Linked DNA regions of Homo sapiens: regions 1 and 3 are each linked to region 2. The links are chromatin contacts, found by Hi-C in ENCODE. All regions are on one chromosome and are shown on one strand. Each heading gives the region's core, a stretch centred on a gene start or an enhancer-like site at or near the end of the contact. The rest is flanking DNA. Distances are from core to core; before and after follow the strand shown.

Region 1 (2,700 bases), core at 45-2,544, 820 kb after region 2:
AATCTACCCTAAATATTGTGTTAAACATTTTTTTTTAATAGTTTAACGAAATGTGTATGTTTCTCTAAACTTTCCTGGTGGCTTATTTTACATTCTGTTGTTTGTTGATAATGTTTTTAATTCCATCTATCATGTCCTTAAACATTTTAAATGTAATAATTTTAAATTTTTAATCAAATGAGCTCTGCCTCTGAAGTTTTGGGGGATATATTTCTGCCGTTTATTGTTTGTGCTGATTTTCAGTCACAGTGTCTTATTTTATTATTTGTTTTGTAATGTTTAAGTTTTGGACTTCTGTTTGGCTCATCTTCATCTGTGGGGAATGTGAGGGAACTGGGATCTCCAAAAGACATTTGCTTAGTTTCTAATTTCAGAGTGTATTGAATAAATATTTTGAGTAATCTTTTTCACTGGAAATTTCGTTTTATTCCAGTCCTCCTGTGAATATCCTGTTGTTTTGATTACTCTTCAATGCCACTCTCCTTAGAAGATGTACCTCATTCCGTGTGCATTTCGATATGTGGAAGTGTGTTGGGAGGTGGGGTCCCAAATTATTCATTCATTCTTCCTTCGTTTCATTCAGTATGCAAGCAGTCTCCTAAGTAGGCACTCTGAGTGATAAACTCCATGAGATGTAGTTTCTATCCTCAAAAAATACCGCCTTTGGTAGGGATAAAGTAAATAGACCTTAATATAGCTCTTGGACGAGCAGCCCTTGAATAAGTGGTCAAATAAATTTGTTGCAAATAAATACTTTCAGTCATTGTGTTTTAAGAATTATCATTTGTATGCATTGAGGAGAACTTCTACAGCTATTTGTCTTCAGAAAGGTTTTTTCTTTGTATTTCGAAGAATTTTGGCCTTAAAATTTCCAGCTTATTTTCAGACATTCATATCCATTCTACTTAATTGGCATTATAGTCATCAATTGTTGTCTCTTCCAACTCTGAGGGAATTGTCATAAAGGGAATTGTTCAGAAATATGTGTTTCCAAGCACTTGTTCACATATTTGTCTGGATCACATCTATCTGTTCTCTCGACGGCTTTCTTTAGTCGCACCTAAATGTTCCAAGACAAGGGTTGTGTCATTATTTGTATCTCTAGTGCTATTGCTTTTGACACATAGTCAAGGCTTCTCAACAGAAGTGTATCCAATTGGAATTTTTTCTCACCCTCGAAGAGCCAATTCCTTCACTAACGCAGACAAAAGGGGCGGGGGGCTCAGGCGCTGAGGATTCTGGGCACTGTAGTTCCGACGCTCCGGCTGCGCAGGCGCAATGCCCTGCCTGGAGGCCGGCACCGCCGAGCCGCCGCCATTGCTGGAAGCGTTCCCGCCCTGCTCTGCGAGTTCCCTCAGTTGTCCTCAGTTCGGCCGCCAGGTACTCGTTGTCCCGGGCGCCTGGCCTCGGTTGCCCGCCGCCCCTCCCTTGGCGCTTGGCTCCCGGCGGCGTCCGGGGCGTGGCCGTTCCCTCTAGAGCCCCTGTCCCTGAGCGGACCCGCCCACTCCTGAGAGGCGATTGGGGCTGGGCCTCCTTCCCGAGTGTGGGTTCAGTCTCCAGCTGGCCTCCCTCACAGGTAGGGCCGCGTGCCCTATGCGGCCTCCTAGTCCGGGTCCAAACCCGGGAACCCCCTCCCTGCGGGCCTGGCGGCGCTGGGGTTAAAAAGAGCCGGGCGCAGGGCGCAGGGAGTCGAGTAGGGCGGGCGGGCCCCTGACCCGACTTTCCCGGTCTTCCCAGCCCCGCGCCTTGCAGGCCCTGAGGAGGGCATACCCGAAGTGGGTAGAGGAGAGCAGTTAGGGAAAGAAGGCGAGGTTGGCAGGAGCATATCCGCTCTGGCTTCTGAACTGGCAGGGATGGAACTAGGTTCCACATCGGGGGACCTGCGCTACTCAGTAACCGAGGCAGCTTTTCCTGAAATGTCACATTTCAAATACTGTAATCACCTTTTAATCACTTGTCACTCCCTGACATGACAATGGTATTATTGCATTGGTTGGGAAATGCTGGACTGGTACATGGCGCTGAGATTCTCAGCAAAAACATGGACCCTTCATTATTTCTAAATAACTGCACTGGCCAAGGAAGCAAAACAAGTAAAGTTTCTCCTTAAGTCTCTGGATACGTTTGCAATAGTTGGAAAGACAGAGCTTGTAAATAGGGAAATTATAACTGGGGAATAGTGGCCTAGATATCTTCTGCATAATGACAAAGGGGACAGTAGAAACATATAAGGTGGCTACTGTCATGTACTAATAGCTGATTCGTTGTGCTCAAGTGACTTGCCTGTGGTCACAGTTTTACGGTAGCCAAAGCAGGGTTAGAACCTGGGGATGTGGCCAGCCACTCTGGGATTTTATTCCTATTCCACACTCCTATGTATAGGTAGATACTTCTTCTTGTCTGCTTGGAGAGTACAGAAAAGCAGAAAGAAGGGTAAACATCACAGCCCCAGGTCTCAGAGGTCTCAGTAGAGTTTTGGGTTACTCAGTCTTTTTTTCTATGCATTACATTTGCACAATTGAGATCAAGCTGAATATATTAAATGTTAAATATTGTTTATTCTAATTATAAAATAAAACAAGGGATTTATTGTAGTTTGGTTGTTAAACATATGTTACGAGCATAATCTACATAATCTACATAAAGTATTGCCAAAGAGTTTATTAATATTTACAAATATTTTAAAAATGATGACTCAGC
Region 2 (2,700 bases), core at 164-2,663:
CAAGACCTTCACGTTGTAACAATTCCATTTCAGTAAAACAGTGAAGAGCACATTCATGTTCACCTGAATGTTACTGGAATCGTAATTTTCTTTTAATTTACTTTGTTTTGGTCTTTAATGGTTGAGTAAGAGTTACAAGCCTAGGGGTTTACACCTAGTATCACGTGGATATACAGTGAAGTAACATAATGAAAATAATTTACAGCCTGGGCAACATGGTGAAACTCCATCTCTACAAAAAATACAAAAATTCGCTGGGTGCCATGGCTCATGCCTGTGGTTCCGGTTACTTGGGAGGATGAGGTGGGAGGATGGCTTGAGGCCAGGAGGTTGAGGCTGCAGTGAGCCGAGATCACGCCACTGTACTCCAGTCTGGGTGACAGAGCGAGACCCTCTCTCAAAAAAAATAATAATTTAGGCAAACATAAGGATCAGTGAGACTTTTGTGTTTTTGTTTTTGGTTTTTCCTCTACAGAGTCACTTTGAAAACTCAGGCTACCCTGAAGGCTGGCCAAAAGGATGACAACAATTATTTCCTTTGGTACTGTTAGAACAAAGTCAGTACAAGTGGGTCTAATCATCTGAGGCAACTTCTGTGTTTCTGCTTAGTCTAATGTTTCCCATCGCCACCACTCCCGTCTCAATCTTTTTGAATTGTGGGTTATTCCCAATCATGTCTTTTTTTCCTTCTATCTAAACCTTTGGGGGTGAAAAGTTGGCCCCTTTTACTGCGTCCATCCCGTAGCACTTGGCACAGGGAAGATGATGCTTATCTGTTGAGTTTGCTGAACTAAGGAACTAAAGTGAGTATTACCAACATTAAAGGTGAGAAAACTGAGGCTTAAAGAGATTTAATTTGCTCAAGATCGCTGGGATGAACATTTGAGCCGCTGGACAAGAGTCTGCATTTAGTCTCTAAGCTGGCTTCATTCTTAAGGATATCGCACCTCTCGAGGCTCAAATCGTTTGCTTAACTCATGGAATGTCTCTGTGGTCTTGGGAAAGGCCTCTTCCCGCTCTGGGTCTGAGTTTCCCCATCTGTGAAACGGGGGCGTGCCCCAGAGCGCCAAGGCCTCTTGCAGCTCTGAAACGGCTGAGAGGAGAAGCTGGAGGGAGTATGGGGCCTGGTCCTCTCCTAGGTTCTTACCATTTGATGATGTTGTGAACCAAAGGTAAAAAGGAGTAGTTCTCTTCCTCCCTCGCGCGGGCAGGTGACTGAGGCCGTGGCGCCGGCGACTGCTGCGGTTGAGGCGCAGGGACCGGCGGCGGCTGAGGAGGCGGCAGCGGCTTGGTGTCAGGCAGCGGCTGGTCGGACGTTGGCGGCAATACATCCTCCGCCTGTCGCCCGGCTGCCACCCCAGCAGAGGCCATGGCTCCGGGGGTAGGTTAGCCAGAGGTCGGGTCGCCAAAAGCGTCGCGCACTCTACACGTCACCACCGCGCGCCCTGCAGGGGCGGGGTGTGGAGGAAGGCTCTGAGCGTGCGCACTGGGCAGTCGGCGGGAAAAGGCGCGGAGGCGGGGGTGGGGAGGCTGTTGCTAGGCAACGGGCCGTGGGTGGGTCTGGGGTGCCTGGATTTGGATTGTGAGTCAAGATTGCTAAATTATTAAATAGTGAGAAATAGGGGTTTATTTCAGAAATAACAATCTTTTTTTTTTTTTTGAGACGGAATTTCGCTCTTGTTGCCCAGGCTGGAGTGCAGTGGCGCGATCTCGGCTCACCGCAACCTCCGCCTCCCGGGTTCAAGCGATTCTCCTGCCTCAGCCTCCCTAGTAGCTGGGATTACAGGCATGCACCACCACGCCCGGCTAATTTTATATTTTTAGTAGAGACGGGGTTTCTCCATGTTGATCAGGCTGGTCTCGAACTCCCCACCTCAGGTGATCCGCCCGTCTCGGCCTCCCAAAGTGCTGGGATTACAGGCGTGAGCCACTGCACCCGGCCAGAAATAACAATCTTCTTATTCCTATTCACACGATGAAGAGGGCCCCAAAGCCACAAACACAGGAAGCCTTGAGATTAGTAAGGTGCAGCCTGGCCCAGTGCACCCAAGTCTGGAGAGGAGCCACTGGACCTGTGGGAGGCGTAGACAGCACTTACCTGCTGGGTGAGGCACCAAACCCGGCCCAGCCCACAGTGCAAGACATCGAGACCTCGAGTTTAGCCCTAAGGACGCAGAGGCAAAGGGATTGCGGTCCCTTCAATGCTGCAAGGTTGCTTAGAAAGAGTCTAATAATTCAACTCAACACACATTTAGTATGCACCTGCTGGATGGCCACCTGTATGTGTGGTTGCAGGCAGGCTGTCCTTGCTTTCAGTACAAGGTAGAGGGGATTGGTGCCAGGAGTAAATATCATATCCTGGAAGAACGACAAGGTCAGGTACTCTCCATACCTTCGGGCCAGTTCCCCAAGCCCCTAGGTCCCAGTTTCCTCACCCCTAAAATCATATTTAGTTCAGATTCATGGCACAGCCTAAACTGCATTCTAACTTCACATGCGTGGCTGACCCCAAAAGGTCTTGTTGGCATGAGGACTCCCTAGGATCATAGGCCAAAGATGGGTTTATGGTTATGCTTCTCAAAACAAGTTTGATATGAGGGCTGTGTAGTAATTTTCCGGGCAATGGGGACACCCACCCCAAGCTTAGCTAGTGAGTAGAAGACATGAGTGGGGAAAGCTGTCAACTGGTGAGCCCATTCT
Region 3 (2,700 bases), core at 91-2,590, 610 kb before region 2:
CACGTGCCTGTAATCCCAGCTATTTGGAGGCTGAGGCAGGAGAATCGCTTGAACCTGGGAGGCAGAGGTTGCAGTGAGCCCAGATGGCACCACTGCACTCTAGCCTGGGTGACAGAACAAGACTGTCTCAAACAAACAAACAAAAAAGATTTACAGAAGGAATGAGTCATAGAGGGCCCTCAACTCCTTGGCCTTCAAACCTAAATGGAACCAAGGGAGGGCAGACACTGGGACCAGCTATCTAGTGTTGCTTGCTTCCTGCTCCCACAAGCCTGAATGGCTAGCCACTAGCCTGGCCAATTGCATCTCCCATTACTCTTCCATAACCCCCTTCTGATCTAGATTGTTCTCACTGTCCCATGAACATACCATGCTCACTCCCATGTCTTTGTCTCAGCAGTGGCCCCCACCTGGGATACCCTTCCAACAACCAGCTCAAGTCCCACTTTGTCCTGGTGTCATCGTTCTCTCCTCACCTCTCTTCTGTGAGCTCCTCCAGCCCTTACATTCTAAAGTCCAGATTTGAGGCTTCATTATGTATTATCTATGTTGGGGTGTTTACTTTAAATACTGAGTGCTCACCATGTGCCCAGTGCTTTGTAAAGGCCATCTAATTTAACTCAGCTGTGTACTAAGATGGAGCAGGGGAGTATTACCCCATTTACAGATGAGGACACTGAGACTCCAAGAAATGAAGTGACTTTCCAATGTTTTACAGAAGGTACGTGGTGGACCTGGGGCTCAAACCCAGGCCTTCCAGACTCCAGAGTCCTGATTCCCTTGCTCCAATGGGCTCTCAGCTGCTGGGTGAGGCTGTTCCTGAGAGGTCTCCTCTTGCACTTCCCAAAACAACAGAGTAGACCCAGGCCCCAGGCCCAGCCATCAGGAGACTGAGGTTTGAACCCCAGCTCCGCCTCTCTCTGGGTCAGATGCTTGCTCTGTGAGCTGGGACTACTCTACTCGGGCACACGGTCTGGGACTGACCAGATCTCTTGGGGTACGTTTGCAGTCAGACCTGGGCGTGAGACCCGCTCCCGCCTGGCCCTGCCTTGGGCGCGCAGGGCGGCCTCGGCACTTGTCTGGCAACTTCTCCGCGGCCTCGGATCTTGCCCCAGCATTACTGCTGGAGTTGTTCCCCCATTTTACAGACAGGAAAACTGAGGCAGGCAGAAAGGAAGGCCCCGCCCGGCCGGCCCTCACCCTTGTTCTTCTGTGTCCGAGCGATCTCCTTCTCGATCTCCGAGATCTTCTCTAAGATCCCCATGGTAGCAGCAGAGGTGGGCGCACAGACAGCGGTGGCGGCGGCACCGGCAATTCCGGTCTGACGGCGGCGACAGAGTAGCGTGCGCCCGGAAGCCAAAGAGAACAGCGTTCTCGTGGGCGCCTGGTGCTCCAGGATTCAGAGTCCGGGCGAGCCAAGTGCCAGACACTATCGGTTCCGCCCGCTGGGCCGGCCAGGCTGCGGACCTCTGGAAAGAGCCGGGGCGGGGCCGGGCCATGCTGTACTGGCCCACGGCTGCGGCTGGCAGGAGCAAGCAAGGAAGAGAGGGAATCTGCCCGTGTTGAACTCTGAACTGCGGGTCCCTGAGCGCAGCTGACTGGCAGTGTAAGGAAAAGGGGCTGAGCCGAAAGCCTAGTGGCTTTCATTTTATACTATAAATGGAGGTGTCCAATCTTTTGGCTTCTCTGGGCCACATTGGAAGAATTGTCTTGGGCCACACGTAAAATACACCAACACTAACGATAGCTGATGAGCTTAAAAAAAAATCGCCAAAAAAACCCTCAATGTTTTGGCCGGGCGCGGTGGCTCACGCCTGTAATCCCAGCACTTTGGAAGGCCGAGACGGGCGGATCACCTGAGGTTGGGAGTTCGAGACCAGCCTGACCAACATGGAGAAACCCATGTCTACTAAAAATACAAAATTAGCCGGGCGTGGTGGCGCGCGCCTATAATCCCAGCTACTGGGAAGGCTGAGGCAGGAGAATTGCTTGAACCCGGGAGGCGGAGGTTGCGGTGAGTGGAGATTGCGCGCCATTGCACTCCAGCCTGGGCAACAAGAGCGAAACTCCATCTCAAAAAACAAACAAACAAAAAACCTCAGTTTTTTTTTCTTTGTTTTAGTTTTGTTTTTTTGAGACGGAGTCTCACTTTGTCATCCAGGCTGTAGTTCAGTGGTGTGATCTTGGCTCACCGCAACCTCCGACTCCTGGGTTCAAGTGATTCTCCTGCCTCAGCCTCCCAAGTAGTTGGGATTACAGGCGCGTGCCACCACACTCGGCTAATTTTTGTATTTTTAGTAGAGACGAGGTTTCACCATGTTGGCCAGGCTGGTCACGAACTCCTGACCTCAAGTGATCTGCCTGCCTCAGCCTCACAAAGTGCTGGGATTACAGGCGTGAGCCGCTGTGCCCTGCCTAAATTTCATAATGTTTTAAGAAAGTTTACGAATTTGTGTTTGGCCACATTCAAAGTGGTCCTGGGCCACATGTGGCTGCAGACCTCAGGTGGGACAAGCTTGAAGAGGTTCAAAATGGATCCCCAAGATGCTGCCACTGCACTCCAGCATGGGCAACAGAGCGAGAACCTGTCTCAAGAAAAAAAAAGTGGATCCCCATACCACCTTTTTTTTTTTTTTTTTTTTTTTGAGACAGGGTCTCACTTGATCACCCAGGCTGGTGTGCAGTGGCGTGATCACAGCT

Evidence for each region. Hi-C counts contacts between places; a loop is a spot of excess contacts on that map. Pooled maps may share reads with other maps.
Region 1: a map of B cell shows a loop between it and region 2 (14-fold over the local background). The contact joins the promoter of ZNF624 here to the promoter of MED9 in region 2. A Hi-C loop is called at or near these places in 2 of 168 maps with a recorded cell type or tissue (B cell and CD4-positive, alpha-beta T cell) and 6 of 50 pooled maps.
Region 3: a pooled map shows a loop between it and region 2 (9-fold over the local background). The contact joins the promoter of DRG2 here to the promoter of MED9 in region 2. A Hi-C loop is called at or near these places in 1 of 37 single-sample maps with no recorded cell type and 6 of 50 pooled maps.

The regions. Positions count from the first base shown.
Region 1 is chr17:16,652,444-16,655,143 of GRCh38, reverse strand. ZNF624 (zinc finger protein 624) reads left to right here and starts at 1,294. Exons shown (of 6, transcript NM_020787.4): 1 at 1,294-1,380. LOC124903934 (a long non-coding RNA gene) reads right to left here and starts at 1,252. Exons shown (of 4, transcript XR_007065639.1): 1 at 1,174-1,252; 2 at 1-1,060. RefSeq lists a silencer at 1,385-1,584 and an enhancer at 1,540-2,050.
Region 2 is chr17:17,475,713-17,478,412 of GRCh38, reverse strand. MED9 (mediator complex subunit 9) reads right to left here and starts at 1,413. Exons shown (of 2, transcript NM_018019.3): 1 at 1,148-1,413. The coding sequence starts at 1,371. RefSeq lists an enhancer at 1,310-1,409.
Region 3 is chr17:18,086,588-18,089,287 of GRCh38, reverse strand. It overlaps DRG2 (developmentally regulated GTP binding protein 2), which reads right to left and starts at 1,340. Exons shown (of 13, transcript NM_001388.5): 1 at 1,201-1,340. The coding sequence starts at 1,264. RefSeq lists enhancers at 456-955, 913-962, 1,013-1,332, 956-1,457, 1,523-1,682.